3 separate regions of the Mus musculus genome follow, and all the other regions are linked to region 3. The links are chromatin loops, found by intact Hi-C in ENCODE. Cell type or tissue: gastrocnemius. All regions are shown on one strand. Each heading gives the region's core, and the rest is flanking DNA. Links, peaks and the distances in the headings are about the cores only.

The links. A loop is a pair of places that touch in the nucleus more often than their neighbours do. Peaks named below come from ENCODE experiments on the same cell type or tissue, not always from the same donor. Only the 100,000 strongest peaks of a DNase experiment are listed, where the experiment ranks them.
Region 1: it touches region 3 in a loop (5-fold over the local background); 12 of 42 quality-filtered maps call a loop at or near these places.
Region 2: a loop joins it to region 3, with 2.8 times the contacts of the local background. A loop is called at or near these places in 7 of 42 quality-filtered maps.

What each region holds. Positions count from the first base shown.
Region 1 is chr15:102,757,986-102,766,321 of GRCm38, forward strand. It overlaps Gm36560 (a long non-coding RNA gene), which reads left to right. Exons shown (of 7, transcript XR_001781775.2): 3 at 1,125-1,219; 4 at 2,802-2,940. Among named protein-coding and RNA genes, the nearest start is that of Gm36560, 7.9 kb to the left of the region's middle. In gastrocnemius, for the core only: a CTCF peak has its summit at 3,984; a DNase peak (open chromatin) is centred at 3,996.
Region 2 is chr15:102,780,235-102,788,570 of GRCm38, forward strand. The region is part of intron 4 of Gm36560 (a long non-coding RNA gene); the gene reads left to right. Among named protein-coding and RNA genes, the nearest start is that of Gm36560, 30 kb to the left of the region's middle. In gastrocnemius, for the core only: a CTCF peak has its summit at 5,004 (motif pointing right); DNase peaks (open chromatin) are centred at 5,017 and 5,378.
Region 3 is chr15:102,938,390-102,946,725 of GRCm38, forward strand. It overlaps Hoxc12 (homeobox C12), which reads left to right. Exons shown (of 2, transcript NM_010463.2): 2 at 1-220. The coding sequence ends at 128. It overlaps Hotair (HOX transcript antisense RNA (non-protein coding)), which reads right to left. Exons shown (of 2, transcript NR_047528.1): 2 at 5,673-7,442. Among named protein-coding and RNA genes, the nearest start is that of Hotair, 5.4 kb to the right of the region's middle. In gastrocnemius, for the core only: a CTCF peak has its summit at 5,071 (motif pointing left); no DNase peak of the experiment used is centred there; H3K4me3 peaks cover 2,904 bases; H3K27ac peaks cover 1,968 bases.

The DNA of each region.
Region 1 (8,336 bases), core at 113-8,112, 180 kb before region 3:
TTTCTGTTTACCCCAAACCGCAGAGTTGGACTTTTTTCTTAACACAGAAATCACAAGATAGATCAGGGGTTAGATAGAGCTAGAGAATGAAGATAAGGAGTGTCCCCCAGGAAGCACAGCACTAGAGGCCCTTTGTTGTAGATGGTGAAACACGAACTATGAGAAGGTAATTGGGTCTTGACTGGAGTCATACTGATTATATTTGATAAGAACTCAGAAATTTGAGGTACAATGCAACCTTCATTTGATTCATGTGATCTTGTGTTCCCCCCCCACCACAAAACAGCTTTCCTGTGAAGATGGTGGGGTGTAGAGAAGTTATATGGGGCTATGAGAGGAACTAAGCAGAGTCTAGGAGCAAAGAGAGAAAAGAGAGAGAAAGCAGCCTGCCCCTGACACGGAAACACCCAACAACATGGTAAGGTGTGAAGGAAGATACCCAGAGAGAAAGCTGACATTTTCTCAACCATCTATATGCAGGGTGTTGTCATGGCATTAGGGAGGAGGTTCACGTGAGAGGAGGCTGCAGGCTCTGACCACTTAGAACTACTAGTCTAGAAACAGACACAGGTTATGACAGACAGGACTCTTGGATGAATGTCTACATTATATGCTGTCTTAGGTAGGGTTTACTGCTGCGAACAGATACCATGACCAAGACAACTTTTGTAAGGACAACATTTAATTGGGGCTGGCTTACAGGTGCAGAGGTTCAGTGCATTATCATCAAGGTGGGAACATGGCAGCATTCAGGCAGGCATGGTGCAGGAGGAGCTGAAAGTTCTACATCTTCATCTGAAGGCTGCTAGCAGAATACTCCCAGGCAGCTAGGGCTAGGGTATTAATCCGCAGCCCCCCCGCCCCCCCAGCCTAGGTGACACAGCTAGTCCAACAAGGCCACACCTCCTAATAGTGCCCCTCCCTGGCCCAAGCATATACAAAACATCACATATGCTTAGAAGGAAATAGGGAATTGGTGGGAATAATCAGGACTTACCTAGCAGGGCTTCTTGGGAAAAACGAGTGTGGCTCAGAGCTCTTTGTCTACAAACGCTCCCTATGTTAGACTAAGCTTTAGATTGGAACGTAAACCAGATGGTTGTCTTCCCCCTGTCTTCCTCCAGATTTTTTTTCCTGAGGAGATCTGGACTGATAAAAAGCTGCACTGAGAAATGGGAGGAGAGACCATGGACAAAAAGAAAGAAAATCCATTTGTCCGGTCAGCATCCCCTTTCCAACCCCTTGGTCCATTACACCCTGTTTCGCTTTATCCCACTTTGCCTGTCTGGTCTGTTGTGAACTAAGGTAGGGATGCTTGCTTTTCAGATTTGTCTCTTTTGATTTCTCAAGTTGACTGTCTTTTTGTTGTTGTTGTTGTTGTTGTTGTTGTTGTTAATAGGTCTGTAATCTCAGCTTTTCAGGGCATTGAATCAAGAAGACCACAAATTAAAGCTATCTTGAGAGACACAGTGAGTTCAAGGCCAGCCTGGGCAACTAAATGAGATAATCATGGGGGAGATAACTCAGTAGTAGAGTGCTCACCTGGTGCAAGGCCCAGTCCCTAGTAATGATCTCTTCCTTCCACAATCGGATTCTGTGTAATCTGACACATTAAGAGATTCGGCTGTAACCGAATCTCTTAATGTGTCAGATCACGAATAAAGAAACTATCCTGAAGTTGTTCTCAAGGGTCTCAGAAACACCAGGTTGCTCACAACCATACCAAAAAAAAAAAATACTGTAGGTAGTATGGAGAACCTGTATCCTTCTGTGAAGTTATGGACATCTGGCTCTTTACCCACAGTGGAAATCCCTGTATTGTTGGCACGGAGCAGGGACTCTGTAAGTAGGGAGGGAAAGAAGCAAACCTGTTTTGGTGTATTTATATGGATCTTGGTTGACATCCGATAGACTCTATATGGTGTGGGTAGATATTTGGTGAGGGTTTTGTGGCCTCGGAATCCAGCGTCTGTGGGTTAGGATGGTGCTGTAATGGTGGCCAGCGCGTGAGTTAAGGAAAAGCTTATACTTCTGCTTGGGGGACTGGCACAGCATCCAGTCAAGGACTTGGTTACAGCCAGAAGTGTTTACTTGCAGAATTACGATTTCCAGCTTCACTACAGGAACACAAGTCAGCTTCCACCCAGAGGAGTTTTATTTTAGATAAGGAGAGCAAGTACTCTCTGAAGGAACATTCCGGAAGAATGCAGTGAGATGAAGTCTACAGGTCGGGGAAAGTTGCCTGGTAAACAGTTTGGTGGGGTCATTCCTGAGGACTCCTAGGAGGAAAGCTTGAATATTTGTCTCCTTCTGTATGAGCTGAACTCAGCCACTCAGCTTTCTTCCCAACACTTCAGGGAGGCCACCTGGGTCTCACATCTCTTTCCCCAGAGACAGGTAACAGTCACTACTGAGACGTTTTCTTTCTTCTTCACGTAGTACTAGACTCAGATTTACCATATTTTAGAGCCTAGATCTGCATCGGTATCTGTTTGTTTGTGTAGTTTGGTTTATTTTTGTCTTTTTTGAGACAGGGTTTCTCTACACAACTCTGGCTGTATGGGAACTCACAGAGATCCACCTGCCTCTGCCTCCTGAGTGCCGGGATTAAAGGTGTGTGCCACCACAGCCTGGTCATGTTAGTAGGTGTAGCAAATGTTTAAGTGGATCTTAAACATTTAAATGTGATTGAGAGTGCTGGTGAACTGGTTTAGAATGTGTGTAGAGTTTTTTTAAAAAATATTTATTTATCTATTTGCTTTTGTTTAATTTGCTTTCTTTTGGGTTGGATGGCCATCAAGGTGGAAGGAGAGCCATGAGGTCTGGTTGATTGGGAGGCAAGAGTGTCACAGCTCCAGCCTTACACCACCATCAAGATGCCACTTTGCTGGTTCCCTGACTGACCTGAGGTGGAATGCACTCTTTAATTGGCCAACTCAGGTAAACAAAGCATTCGCTGAGTCTTCTATCAATGGTGATGACACCAACTACCTTGCTGTTAACTTTTAATTTATAATGAACCTTTCCAATCTGTGGTTTATACATCTGCCACTTATTTTGAGGGCAGTGGAACACCCATGGAATGCTTTATTCGTAAGGTCCTACAGGAAAGAAAGTCTATTCTTTGCCTTATATATAAATAGATATACGGCAATTTGGTAGTGATGGTGTCGGTGTTAACTTTGGGGGGGGGGTGAAGGTAAGGGAGGGATGTTGATTTGATTTAATTCCTTTGAAAAAAATAATTGTTTTTGGTGCTTAAATTGTCTAACTTGGAGTTTGCCTGTCTAATACTCAGTTGGAATCTGATTTTTGTTCAGTGCCAGAGATCAAACCCAAAACTCATTCATTTAACATATGATTTTAGTCGTTTGAATCCAGGTCTTATCACTTAGAAACTTTTGGTGCAGTCCACTTGAAGGGGGTTGAAACTGTGTAGGAATCGTCCACTTCCTGTCTTTCCATTCAACCCACATTAATGGGAATCCATCTGTGAGCTTATTTACACGTGATATTGGGAAACTTGTAGCAAGTGCTGAAAATTCCCTTTGTACTTCCCCATCCTTCCAAGTAACGAGTATTCTAACCAACATTCATTGTGGACCATATATTCATTTGATTATGGACTATTCTTTTATGTTTTCCCTCTCTCCCTCCATCCCCCTCCTATCTCTTCCTTTCCATTTCCCCGTTTTCATCAATCCCAGAGCCTTGTGAAGAAGGCGAGCTGTATTCCAGCCTCTTGCTCCCTCCTTTCTCTAACACACACATTCACATTGTATGGAATAATACCAAGGCCTTGTTACTAACTTGTCTTTTAAATTAAGTAAAACCGTGCAAGAAATTGAAGTTGTATGTCTGGGTAAAGTGTGTGTGTGTGTGTGTGTGTGTGTGTGTGTGTGTGTGAGTTTGTGAGATTTTGCCAGCTTTGAGGAAACTGCCATTTTCCAGAAAGAGGGTAGAGGGCGCTCACACTTCAATTATCTGCTGCGAGGCACGGAGCAGCAAGCAAGAGAGTGTGACTCAGGGCTGCAGGCTGCCTCTGGCTGGGAAGGGCGGCACTCTGAAGGCTGTTGGGGTGAATCTGAGTGGATTTTGTTGTTTTGGAGGCTGGGATGGTAGACCAGGGACTGTCCCTAGATATACTGCATCTACAAACTGTAGGACCCTTCTAGAAAGACTCTGGCTGAGGAATGGTGATGCCAAGGCATGTGGGCTGGTCTGAGTGATCCCCCAGGGTCTGCAATCAGTGCTTTTTTTTTTTTTTTTTTTTTTTTTTTTTTTTTTTTTTTTTTTGAGGTTTCTTTGGTTTATTCTAAATTGTCATGCCATATCTCCGAATACAACCAGAATCCTTACCGGTTGCTTTGTCAACCTCCTACTCTCTCTCTCTCTCTCTCTCTCTCTCTCTGTGTGTGTGTGTGTGTATGTGGGGGGCAGAGGGGGGGGAATCTGGGACTTTCTTCTTTTTGAAATTCAAATTGTTCCGGTCATATGTTCAAAATACCCATTATCCCTTAATCTCAAAGTCCATATTCCTATCTGACATTCAGAGACGCCTGAGACAGGTCAGTGTTGATGCCTGACATTTCCAAGAAAGATTGAGAAATTCTAAGAATGCCGTAGGTGTGGTGAGCTCAGGGCTGAACACAGGATTGAGCCATAGAGGGTCTGTGGTTGATCCTTCTAATTTGGCCTCTGTTGGTCAAGAACAATCAAACCAGGGTGCTGTAGCACCTATAGGCTCAGCCCTCATTCCCCGCATCCCTGTGCATCCTTAGCTCTGGAATGGGGTGACTGGTACTATGCTCTTCTGGGTTGGGGTTGGGGATGGGGAGAGTCTGTGTTTCTCTAGTAAACATCCCTCTCTCCCGTCTGCTCCTGATTGGCAGCTAATTCTGAGGAGCAAATGGCCAAGTGAATTAGGAAGCTTAAAGGGTGTTTTGTTAAACCATCCTCATTAAACTGGCACCGTCTGCCTTCTTCCTTGCCTTTGTCCCAGTTGGGGCCGTTCTTTGTGGCAGATGTTTCTTAACAGTGTGTGCCAGCGGCATCTGGAAGCCTTGGGTGGCTGCTGAGCTTTGGGAAAGCCAAATCCAGAGGTGTTTGATTTGTCAGGGAAATCACAACCACCTTCCTGCCACTGGGCCACCATCTTTCCAGAATGCCTTCCTCTTGGTTTCATCCTTTGGCAGATGAAAAATCAAAGTCCCACTTGTTCCCCTAGCATGTCCTTATCTGGACAGGAGAGTTTCCCCCTCCTTAGGAAGGTGATAGTGAGTTTTTGGAATAGATTGGTGAAGTCTCAGGAGGGTTACTTATAATTGGTGTCTAGACATGTTTTACTAGACTGCCACTAACCTGCAAGCAGAGGGAGATGATGAAGTTGTGGGGAAAGGCATTAGAGTTAAAATCTCCTGTGGGGGCTCCTGGAGAAGCCACGGTGGGAGGTGGGTGGTCTTTGGAATCTCCTTTCTTATCACTGTCTGAAGACTTTTTGGTTTTGGATTGGTTTAGGATTTAGCAGAAGATGGTTTAGGTGGGACTTTCTGTCTCTGACCTATCTAGCTATTTGAAAGGAAAGGAAAGATGTTGACAGAAGCTGTGCCTTGTCCTTCAGCCCTTCCTTTTCCCTTCCTTTTTGTCCTTTTTTTTGTTTTTTGTTTTTTGTTTTTTTGTTTTTGTTTTTGAGAGGGTCTCATGTAGCCCAGGCTGGCCTGGAATTTACTATGTAGTTGAGGATGATCCTCAACTCTCGATCTCCCTGCTAGAACTACAGGTGTACACCACTCTGCCCTGTTTGGAACTTCTGTATTCTCCATAGAGGCAAGGTGCTGATACAGAAAGGATATTATAGGCTTCAAAGTCACAAAGAGCCAGTTCCAAATTCCAACTATTGTTTTTGATTTTTTTTTTTAACCAGGGAAATGATTTAAGCCCTCTTGCTCCACCAAATACAATAGTAAAAATAACAGTAACACTTACTGAGTCATTGCTATGAATTGGATATGATTTGAGTGTGCTTCCCCCCAAGGGTTTGTGTATTGAATTTTTTTTTAAAGATTTATTTATTTATTATATGTAAGTACACTGTAGCTGTCTTCAGACACACCAGAAGAGGGAGTCAGATTTCGTTACAGATGGTTGTGAGCCACCATATGGTTGCTGGGATTTGAACTCCGGACCTTTGGAAGAGCAGTCGGGTGCTCTTACCCACTGAGCCATCTCACCAGCCCATGTATTGAAATTTATTGATTTAGTTTTTGTGCTTTTTGAAACAGGGTCTCATGCAGCCTAGATTGGCCTTAAATTTGACGTAGCCACATCTGGCCCTGAACTCCTGATCCTTCTGCCTCTACCTCTTCAGTTTTGGGTTACAGATGTACCTACCACACTTGGTTCATGTGCTGAAATTTAATCTCCACTCCACTATGAAGACGATAGAAAATGGAACTGGAGAGGGTGTGGCAGGAAAGAGTGCTTGTTGCATGAGCGTGAGGGCCCAAGTTTAAGTCCCCAGCATCATGTAAAAATTTCAGGTACAGTGTATGCCCACAACCTCAGAGCTGTAGGGGACAGAGACAGGGAGCTCACTGTCTGCCAGCATACCTGTTGGTTCAGTGAGAGATCATGTTTCAAAGGAATAATATAGTGATAGAGCAGAGTACCTTCTTCTGGCCCTTGCTTGCATACAGAGTTGTGTACCTCATACACACATGAGAAGGAGGAGGAAGGTTGAAAGACAGGCATGATGGCACACAACTGTAATCCCAGTACTCAGGACTCCAAGACAGGAAGATTATGAATTTGAGGTCAATGAATGAAATATAGAAAGACTGTTCTAAACACAGTGAGGAGGAGGAGGAGGGGGAGGAGGAGGAGGAGGAGGAGGGGGAGGAGGAAGAGGAGGAGGAGGAGGAGGAGGAGGAGGAGGAGGAGAAGAAGAAGAAGAAGAAGAAGAAGAAGAAGAAGAAGAAGAAGAAGAAGAAGAAGAAGAAGAAGAAGAAGACGTGAATTCAGGTGTTCAGAAATGGGGCTTCTGGAAGGTGACAGGAAAAGGTTGTCATGGTAGACTGTCATGCTTGAGTACTGATAGCTTTCTGAGAGAGAGTGGGAGGGGAGGGAAGGAGGGAGTAGGAATAAGAAGGAGGAGGAAGAGAAGAAGGAGTAGGAGGAGGAGGAGAGAAGAAGAAGAAGAAGAAGAAGAAGAAGAAGAAGAAGAAGAAGAAGAAGAAGAAGAAGAAGAAGAAGAAGAAGCAGCAGCAGCAGCAGCAGCAGCAGCAGCACACACGTTCCCTGTCTCCTGTTATGTGCTGTCCCACACCACATTGGGACTCTGCCAACAAGAGGAGCATCAGGAGAGCCAGTAGTGCACTGTTCAGACTTAGAGAACTGTGAGCTGAACACACCTCCTTCGTTATACAGTTATCTCACCTCAGGCATTTCCTCACAACAGACTAACACAGCTGTTATGGTGGCTTAATAAAATGATATGTGGACATTATCTGCAGCTCAAAAAAATACTGCTTCCTGTTCACTGCCTTTCAAGCATCCCTACTTCTTGAAGACATGCTTAGTACCTCAGTTTGTAAGGTAGCTTTTTCTACCTTCATCCCCCATACTGCTCAGTGTTCAAGCTTGGGGCCCTGATTTATTAATTTGTGTTAGTCCTACAAAATGACAATAACAGCATGTATTTTTATAACCATATTAACGTGAGCCAAGGTTGTGGTTTCTTTCCAGGCATTTTTTACCTGCTGACAATTGGGGTTGTAAATCAAAGACAAAGGGAGTTTCTCAGGCCACCCACTTCTCTAATCTAAAGTTCTTAATTTGGAACTTGATCATTCTGGGTCCATCTCACACCCCCATCCCCACCCTAACCCCCACCCCCGACCCCAGCAAAGGCAGACTTGTTTATAACAGTCATCTGCAGGGAGGAACTTTTCTATCACTTTTCATATTGGAGTATTCTTGTTTTCTTTTCAACCTAAGTTTAGTTTAAAAAATACCAATCCCACAAAACAGAAAAGTTGCTGGAATAGTATTTATAATAACACCCATTTATCTGTCACCAGGATTATTGACTAATGTTTAGATGCATGCTCTCCCCACCCCCTTACCCCCAGCCTCCGGCCTCTCTCACACGAGTGTGTATTTTTTAATTGTCCTGTCTCGGCATCTGCCTTCAGTCCAAACTGGCTTTGTAGTCTGCTGTTCACAACATGCACAGCTTGGAAGAGTACGAGTGGTTACTTCACAGAAAGCTAGTTTGGGTTTGACTGATTATTATTTTTTTTTACACCATTAAATTCAAGTTATACATTTAGGGATAT
Region 2 (8,336 bases), core at 118-8,117, 160 kb before region 3:
TGAGACATCCTTTCTTTGGAAGGGGAAGGTGTGAGCAGAAACCCAGAGAGCTGTTTGTCAAGAGGTGCTTCCTTGAGGAGGATGCTTGTGGAGCAATTTGGGAAATAAAAGAGGGCTAGGCAGATTGGAGAAGATATGGGACAGTAATTCTAGGCTCCATGGACCTTCTGAGCCATGGAAGTGAGGCTCCTATGAAGGATATCCTTTTCCACATTTGCTGTGGAATTTATGAGCCAGGTTTGTGTTGTGTATTGTGCCACGGAGGGAGATTTCTGAATCAGGAAGGTATGAGGTATGATTCTCATTGCTGTCTAGAGGATAGATAGACAGATGGAGTTGGATAGATGGACTCTTCCTGGGAGACTGTTAGAGAAACTGCTGTAATCATTTAGCTCCTCACCCTTCCAGGTATGATTCGTGGTCCAGTAGCACAGGCCTCACCTGGGAACTCGTTAAGCGTGTAGAATCACGGGCCATAATTCATGCTACTGAAACTAAATCTGCATTTTAAACAAGCTCACCAAGTGACCTGCCTACTCTTGAACCTCCAAGAAGCCCCAGGCTGGGTCACGTGGCCTGGGGTATGGACTTAGGGTAAGAGGCAGGAAGGATCTGGGAACTTTGGACTTGAGAGCCCAAGAGGAGGGGCTCAGGCTGGGAAAGTTGAATTGGGGAGGAAGGGAGGAGTACTGGCTCACCTCCTTGTCTCCAGGCCTCCCACACCAGTCACTATGGTTTGGCACTCTACCTACTTTGAGAAAATGCCTGCTGTGCCCACGCTGGAGTCTGCCTGGTCCTCAGGGGCCTCCCTGCAGCAGGCATTGCATAGTTTGGGACTGTGGCCAACTTTGTTTCCCCTGTTTCAGATGGATGGACTGAAAGGAACTAGAGAGGTCATAGAAGTCATGCCCCCGCCCCGGGGTTGTACTGTCCCTTAATCAAGTGGGTGACAATTTGACGATAGTAATGATGCTAATTGAGGCAGCTATGGGGGTGGAGGGATGGAGGTAGGAGTTTTTAACTATCTGTAATGGGAACTCGAATATTTTCAACTTTCAAAGGCTTTAAGGAGGGACCAGATGCCTGCTTGGTTAAGAATACAGTGGCAGGGGCTAAATTAATGCTTTTAAAAATCTCTTGTGATGATTTCTAATGGGATAATGACAAGCAAAATATAGAAGGCACAGAATTCCAGAGACCTGGAGGCACAGTTGATGGGAAAAACGTTACCGGGCGGGCCTTTAAGAACTCTCCTTAAGGTCTTGAATTTTATATACTTTATTTACAGTAAGAATGAAGGACAAGGGAAGGTCAATGTTAGGGGAAATGTGTTGAAGTCAAACACAAAGAATATTTTTCTGGGTTAATAGGGACAATTAAGGAAAGTGGGAAGGTGAAGACTCTAGCTGGCCAAACACATTGTGGGTGTTCTAGTTTGGTCTGAAGGCCTCAGAAGGGGCCCTACTCTGAAATGAAAATGTGCAAAGTGAATTATAAGTTGCAGTGAGTCAAGCACTTGCTGCCTAGGATGGTGGCTTAGACTTGCGCTTAGATTTCAGGAACACACATCAAAAGCCCAGCATCGCACTGTGCACCTGTAACCGCAGAGACAGGAAGGTCCTGCGGCTTGATGGCTGGTCAGTCTAGTCCAGTCAGTAAGCTCCAGGGTCAGTGAGAGACTCTATCTCAAAACATAAGGTAGACAGTGACTAAGCAAGATACCTGGAGCATTGATCTTTGGTCTTCACATGCGTGAGCACATATATGAACATGTGCAGATACATATAACATAAAAGTTTTTTTTAAAAGATTTATTTATTTATTTTATGTATTTAGTATTGCTCTCTTCAGACACACCAGAAGAGGGCATCAGACCGCATTGCAGATAGTTGTGAGCCACCATGTGGTTGCTGGGAATTGAACTCAGGTTCTCTGGAAGAGCAGTCAGTGCTCTTAACCACTGAGCCATCTCTCCAGCCCCATAAAAGAAAAAAGAAAAAAACAAAACAAAACAACTCAAAACGTTATTTGACCCCAGGCATGTTGGCTCTTGTACTTCCAGTGTTTGGAGGCTAGGGCAGAAGGACCACAGGTATGAAACCAAGCTGGGTTGCATAGTAACATCCTGTCTCCAGACAAAACCAAACCAGTCCTTTCTGCCTCCAGAACTCCCCTCTGAGATGTGAAGTGTTTTAAGGGCATACAGATGATACAATGAAAGGAAAATAATTGATCTAAGCATTTTGCTTAAAATTTCACAGCAGGCCCTGACTTTAGGAGACTAAATTGTGTTTTGGGCTGAAATAAGCTCTCGGTTTCTACATTCTTTTGCTTTCCTTTTATCTGCCCAGCCTCATCATGCTTTCTAGAACCTGTAAGAGAAAAGCCCAGCTCTTTTCCACATGACTTCTTTATAACCCTGGTGCCCAGTACAACGATGACGGTAATCACTGTGGTTTACTGGATATTGTGCCTTATATGTCATTCTAGATGCTTTGCACAATGAGCATGAACAAATGCAACTGTTCGTGAGTTAAATAGAGTTTACATAGGTTAACCTACTTTACATAGGTTGAGACTGAAGCTCTGAGAGCACAGGCAATTTGTGCAAAGGAAGAATGGAAGCCATCACTGTACTCCTTGTGAGCCAGGCCCCTGAGCTAAGAACTGCACAGAGGAGCCTCCCCACACCAGATAGATGATCCCCAAAGTGCACTGGTGTACTAAAAGACTGTGGACCACATTACAAATGTTGAATAATGAAAAAAACAAAACAATTTTTTTTGTCTTGTTTCCTGGAACGTAGTCAAAGATACACTGACACATGCAAGACATTTGCTCTCAGACATTCCCTCATTCACCTCCACTGTGCCCCACCCTGCAGTCAGTAACTGAGGAGGGGGGAGGGGCTGGGGATAAGGCTACTCCCTGGACGTCTGAATGCATGTATGAGTGCAGTATACACGTATGTGTTTGTACTCGACTGGAACTGTGCTCCCAGGAGAGGGGTGTGCTTATCTGAGTAGGTCTGTAAACAGGAGTCTGTTTGCTAGACTTCTTGTGTACGGTGTGTGTACAAATCCTGAATGAGTTAAACCAGCTATAGGGAACTGGCTCTCTTCCACCTCTGGTCTTGGCTGATGTGTTTGTACCAAACCCTGATATTTATTTTTTCATCGCCTCTCAAGGGAACCTCAACGAGTTTTCTTTCTGGGAAGTTTATGGCTAAGATGCTGGGCTGCTTTGGGGCCCCTATAAATCTGCTATAATCAGAGGAGGTCTGCAGAGAAAGAGAAACAGCAGCCGAGAGGCAGTGCTGGCTTGTCCTTTACTTGCTAGCCCACTACACAGTCACCCTTGTCTGTGCACACCACTCGCTCTCCTGAGGCCCTCAGGAGGGTGCTCAGAGCAACCACTTTATTTCCTGACCTGTGCCCTGTCCAGGTGGGAGGCTGCATATGGTAATCCCAGGAAAGGAGAACTTGAAAACATATTAACTAAGAAATCTAGACTTCAGACTGAGAAATTGGTTGTTTATACACTGGGTGTGTTTCATTTAAAAAAACAAAAAACCCAGCCTGGGCTTCAGCAGAAACAGGGTGGTAGGAAGAGCTGAATGTCACATATTTTCCTAAGAGCTTCACACAAAGGTGGTCTGGGGTACTCCTGGAAGCAGGGTGTCGGTCAGCCCAGACATTATCAGACCTAACAGAGCACCCTCCCTCCATCTTCCAGTGAAGGTAGCTGGGAGATTTTTTTTTTTCTTTATGAGGGATTTTTATGACAAACTTTACTTTACATTTGACATTTAACAGCATCTTCTGTCCTGGGCGTGAGGAAATATAGATATTTATTGACATAGGATGTCAGAAGATCAAGGAAAATTGACTCTGGAGAAGGAAGGGAGAGGGTTTTATCTCTTTGCTCAGGTATGCAAATTACCCAACTTAATTTGTGTAGCATATGCTTTCTGTGCTCAGTGTTTTTTCTCAGTAATGAGATTAAGAAATCATTTCATTGTTAATAAAGAACTCAGTGGGGGGGGGGAGGGCAAGAGACATGTGGATGGGGGCTTAATGGGCACCCTGCCCTGTCTGAATCCTGCATATCCCAGACATGAGACCTGATCAGGACAGGTAGGGACAAGTGGGACAGAACCTGGACTAGGGCTTTTGCCCTGTCTCCTCTCTCCAAAGCCCCACACGTGTTCTTGCAGTGTTAGTTTGAGCCTTATGGGGTTTACATTTCATAAGCTCAATGTCAAACGGTGGCTCCTTCTCCTTAGCTGTGTCTCTCCCCTGCAGTATCCGCTTGCTCCTGGAACCACATCATCATGGCTGCCTTGGTCAAACTCAGCCAGAGAAGTGCCCCCTCCCCCCTTTTGAATTTCTGAAGTCCTTGTCTGTGGCAGCCTATTTATTTATTTATTTATTTATTTATTTATTTATTTATTTTTGCAGTTCTGGGAATCTGTGCGTGCTGGGCAAGCACTCTGCTCTGAGCTGGAGCTCGGGCCCTTGTTTATTTTTATGCTCTCTACATAGTGCTTACAGAGAGCTGGAGAATTATTAAGTAAGTTTACTGAGTGGTGCACAGTTGGTTGTAGGGAAGGGAAGGTGCAGAGGGAGGTAGGGGTGTTGTGACTCTGCTAATAAAATCTGGGCAGGAGTTCAGGATTTTTTTTTATTTTGGTAGATTTATTCCGTTATACTGTTTTCATCATTGGTGTTTCTTTTTATTCAAATATGGAGCTTTTCCTGGTGGGAGATAGAAAATAAACCAGGAACACATAACCAAATAATTACCAATTGTGATAAATATCTAACCATAATAGATAAATTTTGTACAAGAGAGCAATAGAAAGCTGTTTTAAGATAAAGGTGTGGGGAAAAGACTTTTCTGGTCACTGTCATACACTTATCCTACTGTGGTTTTGGGTTAATTCTATTTGTTACTTGGATAACAACATGAAATCCAATAGCAGGATGAGCATAACAGCCTCTCCACCAGGGGGCGTTTGCCAACCCAACCTTGGTTTGGCGTATTCCTTGGTCCAGCCTCCCAAACTGTTTTCTGCTTGGGAAGAGTGTAAGTCAGGGCCCTCCCCTTGCCTCGGGATGGACCCTGCCCCTTTTCTTTAGCCTAGGAGTTAGCAAGCAAAACAGGTGTTAAGAGCTTTGATCTTGTTAGAGACCTGGAGACAGATCAAGGCAGATGCTTCTGAAATAATGCCACGGATGTGAGAAACGGGTGAAATTGAGATGGAGGTAGACAGAAAGGCGAACGGATTTCATTCATTCTTCATTCAATAGGTTCAGAGTGAAGGGCAGGGCCTTCTGGCTTTAGAGGGGGAAAGATGTCTCCTGCATGGCTTTAGCGACCCCCCCTGGACATTCCTAGATTTCTGCTGCAGCTAGAGACACTCAGGGTTGTGAGAAGCACCCAATGGGCCAATTCTTTAGCAGCCACATGCGGTTTTCCCATTTTTGGGGCCTGCCACTGATAATGCATCTATCCTCTTGGTACAGGAGTTGGGAGCATTAGCTCATGTCTTTTCTGGAGGACAGGTGCGGGTCCTAACCCTGTTTCCCACTTTGGTCTGTAACTTAGGCTCATGTTTTCTCTTCTTATAGGGGATGTATCTTCTTAGTCACTGTGAAGGAATCTTTCTGTCACTGAGCCGGTCTGACTTCAGTTAATGCAAGGTTCTCTAGTCAAAGCTGTACTCCTCACTGCTCCTAACCATCTCCTTCAATTGAAATCAGCTTCTATGTAAGAATTGACCTTAATGAGGAAAGAGGCTGAGCCTCTGCTTGCAGGTTATCTCTTTATACCAAGGTACAGACACAAAGGACTCATATAGTTTTGAAGAGGTGTTTGTTGCAGGAGACAGATGTACTTGTTTTGAACTGACAGGGGTTTACACACGATAGACATCTGATTACCATAGATGGGACAGACACCTGAGTGGTACATATGGAATCTTTAAATCAAACAAATTCTTGTCTAAGTCAAGCCACATGTTGTACCTAAAATCAGAAGCACACAGGAGTAGTTGCATTCCTTCTTTGGGCACTTGAGTCAGAAGCAGGGAGTAGGACCTGAAGCTGGCTTTGAACCTGTGTAAGGAGCTTTATGCTGTGGGTGTAAGTTAAAGGATACAATAGAAAATAACCTCCGTGGTGTGTCTCAGTTAGGGGCATCTTGATAGTCCACAGGGATTTTCTGTAAGAGGCCTGCTGGTCTACTCTGCCTTCTCTCTCTGCTCTGTCTCTCTCTGTTTCTCTGTCTGTCTCTCTCTCTTCTCTGTCTCTGTCTCTCTCTTCATCAGGTTTATTTCTTTCTGAGGAAGTGGAGAAAGTTTATTCACTCCAACAACTTTGGCTGATTTGGTCTTGTAATTATTATCCTACAAATGTTCCCATCCCAACCTGCTTGTCCTTTAAGCCCACCCACTGCTACCTATTAAAAACCCTTTTGGCTTTCTTTTATCCTCATTTACATTTCTTTTCTCAGCCTTCATCAGTGATTTTGAAGAAATATGAAGAAGGTTTTAGAGACAACACAAGCAACAGGGAATTAGGCACTGCAGAGGTCCTGGTGGTTAGTTTTCAGGAAGGACTTTCACAGTGATCTGAGATGTTGCGATGAAGAAGCCCGAAGCTTAAATAAGATGTGGTTAAATTAAGGGGCCAGGGCAAAAGGAATTCCTTGGGTTTATAGAACAGTGTTTTGACTTTTTAAGCCCACTCTTCCTTCTTTTCTTCTTTTGTGGGTTTGTAATATAAGTTGATAATCCTTAAGGAAGTCGAGGGGTCAAGGTAATGCTTGGATTGTGGCTCTTTCCTAGACCCAGTGACAGTCACCTTCTTGGGTTCACATTATTTCTTAGACATAGACTTTTGGCTTCACTTAATTGATAATTGGAAGTTGAATGGCTAGAGAGAGAGAGAGAGAGAGAGAGAATATGTGTGTATGTGTGTAGAGGGTAGAGGTCAGAAATCGACCTTGGGTATCTTCCCAGTCACTCTCTGCCTTATATGAGACAGGGTTCCTCACCAGTTCAGTAAGCCTTAGGGAGCCTCTGTCTTGGCTTCCTGAATGCTGGCACTGAAGGTGCACACCAACGCATCTAACATTTCACTCAGGTGCTGAAGATCTGAATTCTTATGTTTTTATGAAAAGCACTGCACAAACTAAGCCATTTCCCAAGTTCCTGTTTACCCAGTTCTGATAGACCAAGGATAACCGCATTGTTGAAAATAATGGCACCAGCTATTTATTATAGGCTTTTCTATCTTATACAATTCCACAAGAGGTTTTTGAAAAGGAATTCTATTCCCTTACAGAAGAGGGGCTGAAGCTTAGAGGGATAGGTTTTAAATCTGCCTTCTCAGCACTTCCATGAACAGCCACATTTGGGTTTTATTTGGGCAAGTATAATCCACCTCCCACCCCCAGGACAGAGTCTCTGTATGTAGCCCCAGCTGTCCTGGAACTTGTTATATGGACCAGGATAGCCTTAAACTCAGAGTGTTCCACCTGCCTCTGCCTCCTGAGTGCTAGGATTACAGGCTTGTGCCAACACACTCTGCATCTATCTATCCTATCTATCTATCTATCTATCTATCTATCTATCTATCTATCTATCGTATTATAAACACACACACAATACACACACACACACACACACACACACACACACACACACATATATACACACACACATATATATATCACAACACTGAAAGGCAAACTAGGGCAGAGAGCACATTTGTTTTTCTCAGCAGTGGTAGGGGAATGGCTAGAACCTTTCAAACAAAGCAAAGGCTCTTTTTCTAGGCTGAGAGCAATATGTGGCTTATTGTGGGAGCCATGAGTTTATTGAAGTAGATATCCTTGGTCATTTAGGATCTGGTGTCTGTGAGATCCCAGGGTAGCCCACCATCACTACCTGACCCCCCTTAATCCAGCCCCACAGAGGTGATGACTGGGCAGAGTTGACAGAAGACTTATAATATGCTTTCTGGATTATTTGTGGCAGAATTTGGATTTTAGATTGGCTTAGCTCAGCGACTTCCTACCCAGACTGATTTTTTTTTTCTGGCTTGATCCTTGCTCTACCACCCTGAAGGGATGGAATCTTCTAAAAGTTATTTGAACTAAACAGAAAGGATAAGTTAAATTTGTTATGACATGTCATGTGTTACTTTCTGGAGTCTGCAGTAATTGAGAAGGCAGTCTTGTGTGATCACAATTAATTACCCAAATTTTAGAGAGCCCAAGTGTCATTTCATCTTGCAGCAGATCTCGGAGAGATCTAGGAGATAACTTGT
Region 3 (8,336 bases), core at 112-8,111:
GCCAGCGTCGGAGGGAACTCTCGGACCGCTTGAATCTTAGTGATCAGCAGGTCAAGATTTGGTTCCAGAACCGGAGAATGAAAAAGAAAAGACTTCTGCTGAGGGAGCAAGCTCTCTCCTTCTTCTAGGGAGCAGGACAAGCGTGCTAGCCCCAGACTAAGCTTGCCTTGGTGGAGCAAGAGGGGGCGCAGCCTGGGACATAGTCCCGCTTACAACGCCAGGCCTTCTGGCAGGCCCTTCCCGGACGTCTCTTGTCTATTTTGTTCGTGGTTCCCTCCTGCACACACACACACACACACACATACACACACACACACACACACACACACACACACACACACACACACTCAGCAGGCCCTGCGGGTCCCCGAGAAAAGGGAACAAACCTAACCTAGCCGGAGAAGGCAGAAGCCCAGGAGAAACAAGAGGAGGCTAGGACACTGGGCAGGGGTGGTTTATTTGAGGCAGGACTGGAGCTGCTGTGCCTCCCGCTGAGGTTATGGGAAAGCAGCGGCCCAGACACTTATTCGCCCCCTTCCACCACTTCCCTTTCTGGTCTTAAGTCTCTATACTTGGAGGAGCAGACAAGGTTGATGACACTAGAACCAATGTGCCCAAACTCATAATTGATGGAGTTGAGAGGTAGGAACTACAACAGAGAAGACCCGTGGAATGAGTTAAGGGCAAGGGTAGAGAGCTGTGGCAGGCTTAGAGAAAGCTAGGGACCAAGAAGGAAAGTGTCCTTTGAGAGAATGATTGTTAAGGCCTGGATCCTACCCACATCTGAGTCCTCCAGCCTGAGCACTGGGTTGGGCTGAAGCATCTGTATTTGGCAGACTACCCTGCAGGAAAATAGACTAAACAGCTTTGGATCCTCTCCAGGACAGATCTAGAAAAGTTTCAAGGTCTTCAGTCTGCTGCTAAGTCCCCAGCTTGTCCCAGGCGAGCACAGGTGTGCTAGCTACTTTTCCCATCACTTACGCCAACTGTGGACTGGAAGCGGTAAACAGGGGGAACTGAGAACCAAACTCACACAGACACCGGTTCATTAGCCACCCCCAGAGACCCCCACCTGGCCCTCCGGGACGCCCAAAGAGGTGATGGAAGGGATTGCAGAGAGCGGTATTGATTGGCAGGGAGCGTTTCCGGCACCTACAGCAGCGGGCCTGCTGATTCTCTCTTCCCGCTGGCGTTCACGGTCACGGCCGGCCGGAGGCTGGACCGGCGTAATTTACGAGGCGGGAGGAGAATCTACCCTTAAAGGGGCTACGGGCAGCAGAGGCCCAGCTCAACCCGTTTCCCAGGCTGGTGACAATGAAGGAGGGGGCGCTGCAGTCCCCCACCCAACTCCTTTCTCTCTATCCCCTACCCGCCCCCCAACATCGCCCTTTGTCTCAGGATCCGCTGCCTCCGCCTCCGGGCCAGCTAGCCACCGAGTACGGGGCCAGAGCTGAAGAGGGAGGGGCTCATCCCCAGACTCAGTTGGAGGCCAAAGACAAGGCTTTTTATTCACAAATCCTTTCAGCCTTCAGCCCCAGACCCAACGTTATGAGGCTGGCCGGCTCTGGAAAGAACAGTCCAGATAACCCACCAGCCCTCCTGCACCCTGTTTTTACTCTTTCCACCAGCTTCCTGTCTGCTGCCTCACTTCTGTGGGAACACAGGATCGAGAAGTAGGGGATGGGCAGAGCTAAGTGCAGCTTGAGCAGTGTGAAACCGCCCACTGAGGTGAAGAGAGGCTTCCCAACTCTCCAAGGACAAGCCACAGAATACTGGGTTCTCCCAATAGCACGTGGCTTCAAGTTTGTTTACAGGATTGTGCAGAGACACAAGCAAACTGTTGGGTCCAAATCTCTCTCCCTACTAAACTTGCAAGCAGGCAGCTTCTTGGTCTTTCCATTTGGCTCAATAGAGAGGAAATACAATCACATGCCTTGATCCTCCATTGGGCACCTGACACATCTCCCCTCCCACTACACATGTTCATCTATGTTCAAGTTCCCACAAAGCATCTCCACTCCAGCTGTCCACACAATCTCCTGTGACAGGGCCATGGGAATGGAGTACTACCCTTCTCCCTGTTTGTATCCCCTTGTGCAGCACTTCCAATGACTGGTGGTCTCTAGATTCAAGCTCCACCACTCTGATTTGATTCCTGAAGCCTGGTAGGAAAGAGACTAGAACACCCCAAAAGGAAGGAGGCAAAGTTATGCAATATTCTCTTTCCTTTGCTTTAAACTTGACTTCTGTGAGCTTCTTTGTCAATATTTGTCTTGTTGATTGTGTCTCTGGTACCTACTCTGTAGTTCCTGTGGTAGTCAGTATTCCTTACTTCCCTTCCCAGATCTGTGTAGTGTACTCCCCTATTCAAGCATCTGTCTTTAGCACGTTTTCCCTTTATATAGTCCTTGTACAGAGCTGCTTCATCATGTTAATATTAATAATTAAAACATGGATGTATGATGATGTGATGTTTTGAGAACCATTTCTAAAACTGGGCTCCCCCCCACACACGTACAGTCTCCTCTACCCAGAAAGAACAGAAGCCCTAGGCCCTTAGCTGTTTATTTTATTTTCTCCAGCTCAGGTGAATGATAAAAATAATAAATGTGTAATAATAAAGAAAGAGCAGTTGCATGGGTAACAAAAATATATGACCAACCAAGATCTGTTGATGAGCTGCCATATCTAGTCCCAAGCAATTACTGGCAGAGAGAAAATTGGGGGGCGGTAGACTGGGGAAGGAGAGGGAGCTTTGAAGAGTCACTGGGCTGTAAAAATTAATGTGGACAGCCTAGAGGAGGAAAAACTGGCTTCAGAAAAGAGGTCTGCATAGCAGGAAAGAATCAGAGCTGTGACTAGGGGTCCTTAGACTGTTGTTGGGTGGGGAGCGAGGCTGGGATATGTTGGCTAATGACTGGTGGGCCAAGAGCTGCAACTCTGTGGTTCAAAACTGGTAGCTTCACTCTGAGAAGATATTTTGTGTGCTCTGAAATAAGTAGGCAGGGGACAAAAGACCCCTAGAGCTGGTGAAATAGTCTTCAATTCTTGAAGCCAGCAACCCTCTCAGGGCCTCTCCAGAGCCAGAGCCAGAGCCAGACTCAAAGCTGGGGTGGTATGCATTGTTCCCCTGGAGCAGCAGCACCTCCACTGGATTCTTCTTTTCTCTAAGAAATGCCTTCCCTCTGCCTGGACACTTGAATCTACCTCTTGCCCATCAATTACCCCGTCTCAGTTGTCTGACTCCAGTCTTGCAGTGGGGGGGGGGGAGGGTCTTATCCAAATTCTTCCATCTCTATGTCCCCCCCCCTGCCCAGCCTAGAATAGCAGGGAGTCTCAGTGGAGTCAACCATGCCTTCAGCCCTGAAATCTCTCTTCTCTTTTCTTAGGACCCTAACCATAGAGAGTAGCACATTTAAATCAAATTTCATTCTCCCTTCATTCCTAATTCCCAACTCCCTTGTAGAGCCTGGATACAGGTGGGAAGGAGACCCCCCCAAAAAAAAGCCCTGAGGTGCTTATATAAAATTTTCCCTAGAATTCAGGAGAACCTGGAGGTCGGCTTCTGTCAGGGAAGAGCTGGGGTAAGGACTGATGGCTTTTGGATCTGAATATAGGAGAGTGGATCTGAAGTGCAGTGAATCCAAGCAAATGGCTATTCATTTCTTATGATGTATCTACACAGGATATATATACAGTGAAAATTTTTTCTGGCCTAAAATAGGATGTGGGGATGTTAAGAAGACCATGAGTAGTAAGTGGTCTCTAATTTATTCCCTTGACATATTCCCAGACATTTCCAATATGAAATAGAGGGCACTTTGTGGGATGGTGTTCTATACAGGCTCCCAGATCCAATAAACTGAGGAAGTTAATGAAGGGAAAAACACTACAGCTCTCTTCTCAAACCAAGAAGCAACACCTGGGTCTCTCTGTCTAGGTGGCGATTTCATCATTGTTACAACTGTTTGACTATGCTTCTCAGTCTAACTGACTCCAATTTTAAGGGGAAAAAGGGCATCTTGTGCTTGTAACTGGGTCTTAAATGAGCAAGAAAATGGGATTATTTGAATAATCTAGGTAGGAAAATAATTGGTCTGCTGCGTGTATATAGTCTTCTATCATCCCAAATCAAGTCTGTATTGGACACGATTATTCACGAAGTTCTGCACGCTGATCTGCACTGCCTACGCCATTACCTAGCTGACAAGAGAAGAGGTTGGCAGTCCGAGTTCCGTAGATGCTAATGCAGGCGGAAACACAGCTCCTTGGATCGATGGCTCAAACTCAGAATGAAGCAGGGACCACCGGCCCAGATCCGCAAACAAAGCAAACCCCGGAGACCTAGTCTTCCGGCAGGCCGAGCCCCCCCACCCCCACCCCACCCCCGCCCACCCGCTCGGCCTTCGTGTGTGTGTGTGTGTGTGTGTGTGTGTGTGTGTGTGTGTGTGTGTGTGTGTGTGTAGGGAAAGCAGGGAAGGGTTTGCAGGGCCCAGGCCGCTGTAGAAACGCACCCTGGAGCTGCCAGACCTCTGTGCGGTGTGCGTCTGTGAACGCGGAAGGCGGTGCGGAGCCTGAGTCTGATCACCCACCCGCCGGCCGGCCGCAGCCCCGCACACATTTCGTCTCGGTTTAGAGAGGACGGACGCCTCTTCTTGGCAGCGAACCTCCGAACAGTTACCGATTTTCAGCGCAAAGGTCTATGGCCCGTGCCTCTCCCGCTAGATCGCAGCCTTTGGGGGCGGTTGAGCGCGGTTAGCCGGCTCTGGTGGTTGCTTCTCCCGAGGAGGCCCGAGACAAAGGCTCGTCGCCGCTGATAGATGACGCGGGCGCCTAGACCGCTCCCGGACTCAAGCCTCCTCGGTGCCCGGCCTTGAGGCAGGGATCAGGAGGCAGGAGACAGGGAGAAGGTTCTGAGATCTCTGACTAATCTCGTCCCTGGTTCACTTCAGGGAAGAAACCTAGCGCGCCCAAAGAAAGCACTGGTTGATCCCGGCAGCTCTGATCCCAACAGCGCCAGCAGCTCGGTGGTTTCCCAGTGCTGCCAGGCCCCCAGGAAGGACGGGATGACCCCTGCTGGCCAGAGCGGTGGAGATTGTGTCTCTGGGACCTGGTGCCGCCCAGTCTCCAGTCCCTTGAGTTTGCAAGGAACCTTGAAGAACAGTCTGTGTCTGAGGTACTACCTAGGCTGCTGAAACTAAGGTTCTTAAAAAGATTCCTTAGCCAAACTTGCCAGTGGTGATTCTCCTAAGGCCTGTGCGGAAGCTTGGCATTGAGCCTTAAGTAGACCCATCCTTTAGCCTTTGAGAACTAGCCCCTTGCCAACGTGTGGCTTCCCCTTTTCAAGTCAAAAGCCTTTTTACTGAGGAATTGGAGACCAGTCTTCGGAATGCCTGTTTCTGTCATCCAGTGGAGAGTGGAGAACTTCCTTCAAGGACCTGTCTGAGTGGATGGAACCTTGTCTGGAAAACCATCTGTGGGAGCAGAGGGTTCACTCGGAAGCATGGGAAGATGTTCCATAAGTACACACTTAGCTCTGTTGTGGCCAAAACTGATATATGAAAAGAGACTAAAATGCACAAATAAGATGTTTTCTTATACTATATAACAGAGGCACTTTCATCTGCTGCATGACAGAGTGAGATACCGAAAATAGATGAACCAAAGCCTTTAGATTCACAAACAAGAATTTATTTGCATTTGTAAGCAAGGCTTTCATATATCCTACATAAAGGGTGTGCTTTTCTGAGTTCATTTAGTCACGTGTATCTACATTCTGTAGCATATGGAACTATTGCATGAAATGCACCCAAATATTACTACAGCAGTAAAAACTCAGAATTATATCACATTCTTACACACATACAAAGTGCATATCAGCCTAGTATATGAAAAAATATGTAAATTATATTGGCATATTCTTTAGATGCACATATTATTTGTGGTATACATTTCTCTGAAGATTTTTTTAAAAATAAATATTGGAGCCAGAGCTGAAGGTATGGGAAGGTAGACCATCTCTGCCGTGCTGAATGAAGGGAACACAGCCGGGTTTAAAAGAGTCACCCAAAATCAGGAAGCAATGATGACATTGGTAATGACAAACTCCACTGGTTAATTGGTTTTTTCTATTTGTGTTTCTATTTGTGTTTTTCTATTTCTGCCTAGTATTTTTGTCTTTGAAATAGCCATGTATGTCAGCAAACATTGTTGTATAAATGGTCACTTTTAGTTTCCTGTTGTGTCTCTTGTCTGAAGCTGGTATCTGTTGAGAACATATTAACGCCTATTTGCATCAAGATTCACTATGGAATCATGATTATATAGAATTGTTAGAGCTATTTACTTATGCATCTCAAGACACATTCTTCCAAGACTAATGCAAGCATGTTATAGCAATGCTCTATGCAGGCAGATAGTTAAGGGGTGGACAGTGATCTGGAGAGCTAGGTAAGGGTTAGGGTTAGGCTCCTTTAGGTTAGGGTTTGTAAATATATATATATATTAATATTATAATCTTGAGCCTAAGCAGCATTATGAAGTAAGGCCTGAACCTGGGCCCATTCCCCTTCTCCCAGGAAGGGCAAAGGCTTCATTCAGGCCTTCTCAGCTGGGCTTTGATTTTGATCCTAACACTTAGCAGTCAGAAGCCAATTTGTGTGTCTACAGTAACAGCAGAGAAAACCTATTCCATAACCCAAGTTTTTGCAGAATTTTCTGACATTGTACTGTGTTGAGGCTTATGAAAAAGCAATCTTATTTGAGTCTTTCAAATCCTGGATTCTAATAGGCACATAACTATAGAAAAATTCTTTAAGAGACAGTGCACTCACATCTGCAGACATATTGTTTATGAGTCCACAGGTTCCGTGTGTGTAGACACAGCCATATTTTACAGTCCAAGGAATCAATTAATTAGTGCCTCTCAGTCCCCCCAGCTCAGCTGCTCGGCTGAGTGCGTGTGCGGTGGAGATAGATGTGCGTGGTCAGATCGCTGGTCATGTTAACAAGCCTCGTCATAAAGATGGGGATGATAAGGAGAGCAAAAGAACTCAGGCAGCCTGCGAAGAGGGTTTCAAGGGGCGAGCCCCCAGCCTTCAGGACTGTGCCTATCCTGCCACTGGGGTTTGTCTGGAGTTCCTTCCATCTGGACCCGGCACACTGTGAGCTATGACTGGTCCTCTTCCGGTCCTCTGGTCCACTGGCCTATATTTTGCCTTTTCTTCATTGAGCTCCAAGTTGAAATTTAAAAAACAACAAAACAAAACATAAACCTTTCTCCGTGCGTGTCTTCTGTCCTTCTACCGATGTTGGGGACCTCTGCCGGTTCCTTTTTCTACATTTCTGGGTGGTTCCTTTTGGTCTACGTTGGCGCTGACTTCCTTCCTTCCGCTCTTACTCTCTCTGCCTTTACAGTTGCTTTTCTATCGTGCTCCGATGAGCTTGTAAAAAATATAAATAAACAACTATGCCCCGGTTATCTTGCACCAGAATGAACACCCCAAGATATGCCAGACCCATGGAAGGAAGAAAAAAAAAACCACCTTGGGTATAATTGCTGGTTTGAGTTGTAGCACTTAATTCTGTTTATTCTCGCTGATGTGCATACTTAACAGAGAGATATTGATATTAAAGGGCAGGGGGGAATTAATTTTACTTTTATAGTCATCTATTAAGAGCACAAGATGATCTGAGTCTCCTTTAAAGGGACCAAAAAGGGGGGGGGGAGAGAAAGGGAGAGGGAGGGAGAAATATGACTGAAAGGGAAACAAAGATCTTTGCCTGAAGAAACAATGTAACACTAGACAGAACTATAAAGTCTGGGAATGTAGGAACACCGGACTCACTCAGCTCCCTCTCCCTGTGTGGAATCCTGTCCCCTCCACTTCCGGCTGAAACCCCTACCCTGACTACACAGTGGTATTCAAGGAAGAATTCATGCAATTATCTGGATAATTGGAGGGAGAGAGATGGGGAGGGAGAGGGAGAGAATATAGAAGAAAAATAGTTACTCTTAAAACAAGGAGGTCGGGCTTACAGATTTGAACACTGCTGAGAAATGATGAGATCTGTTGAAGTACTCTGATCTCTGATCCAGTTTCATTTTCATTTTGGATACTAGCTTGGATTCACTATGTCTGCATAGACCTGCCTCCTCTAATATTGTAATTATCACAAGTAAGTAGATAATAGATAATTATAGGGTGTCAATAATATTATTTTATAACTACATAAGATATGATTAGAGTTAATGTTAGAGGCTTTGTTGGAAGCTGGAGGCAAGGTAGAGAGGCCTTAGGAATTTTTTTCTTTCCTATTTTTACCTGTGTGGGAAT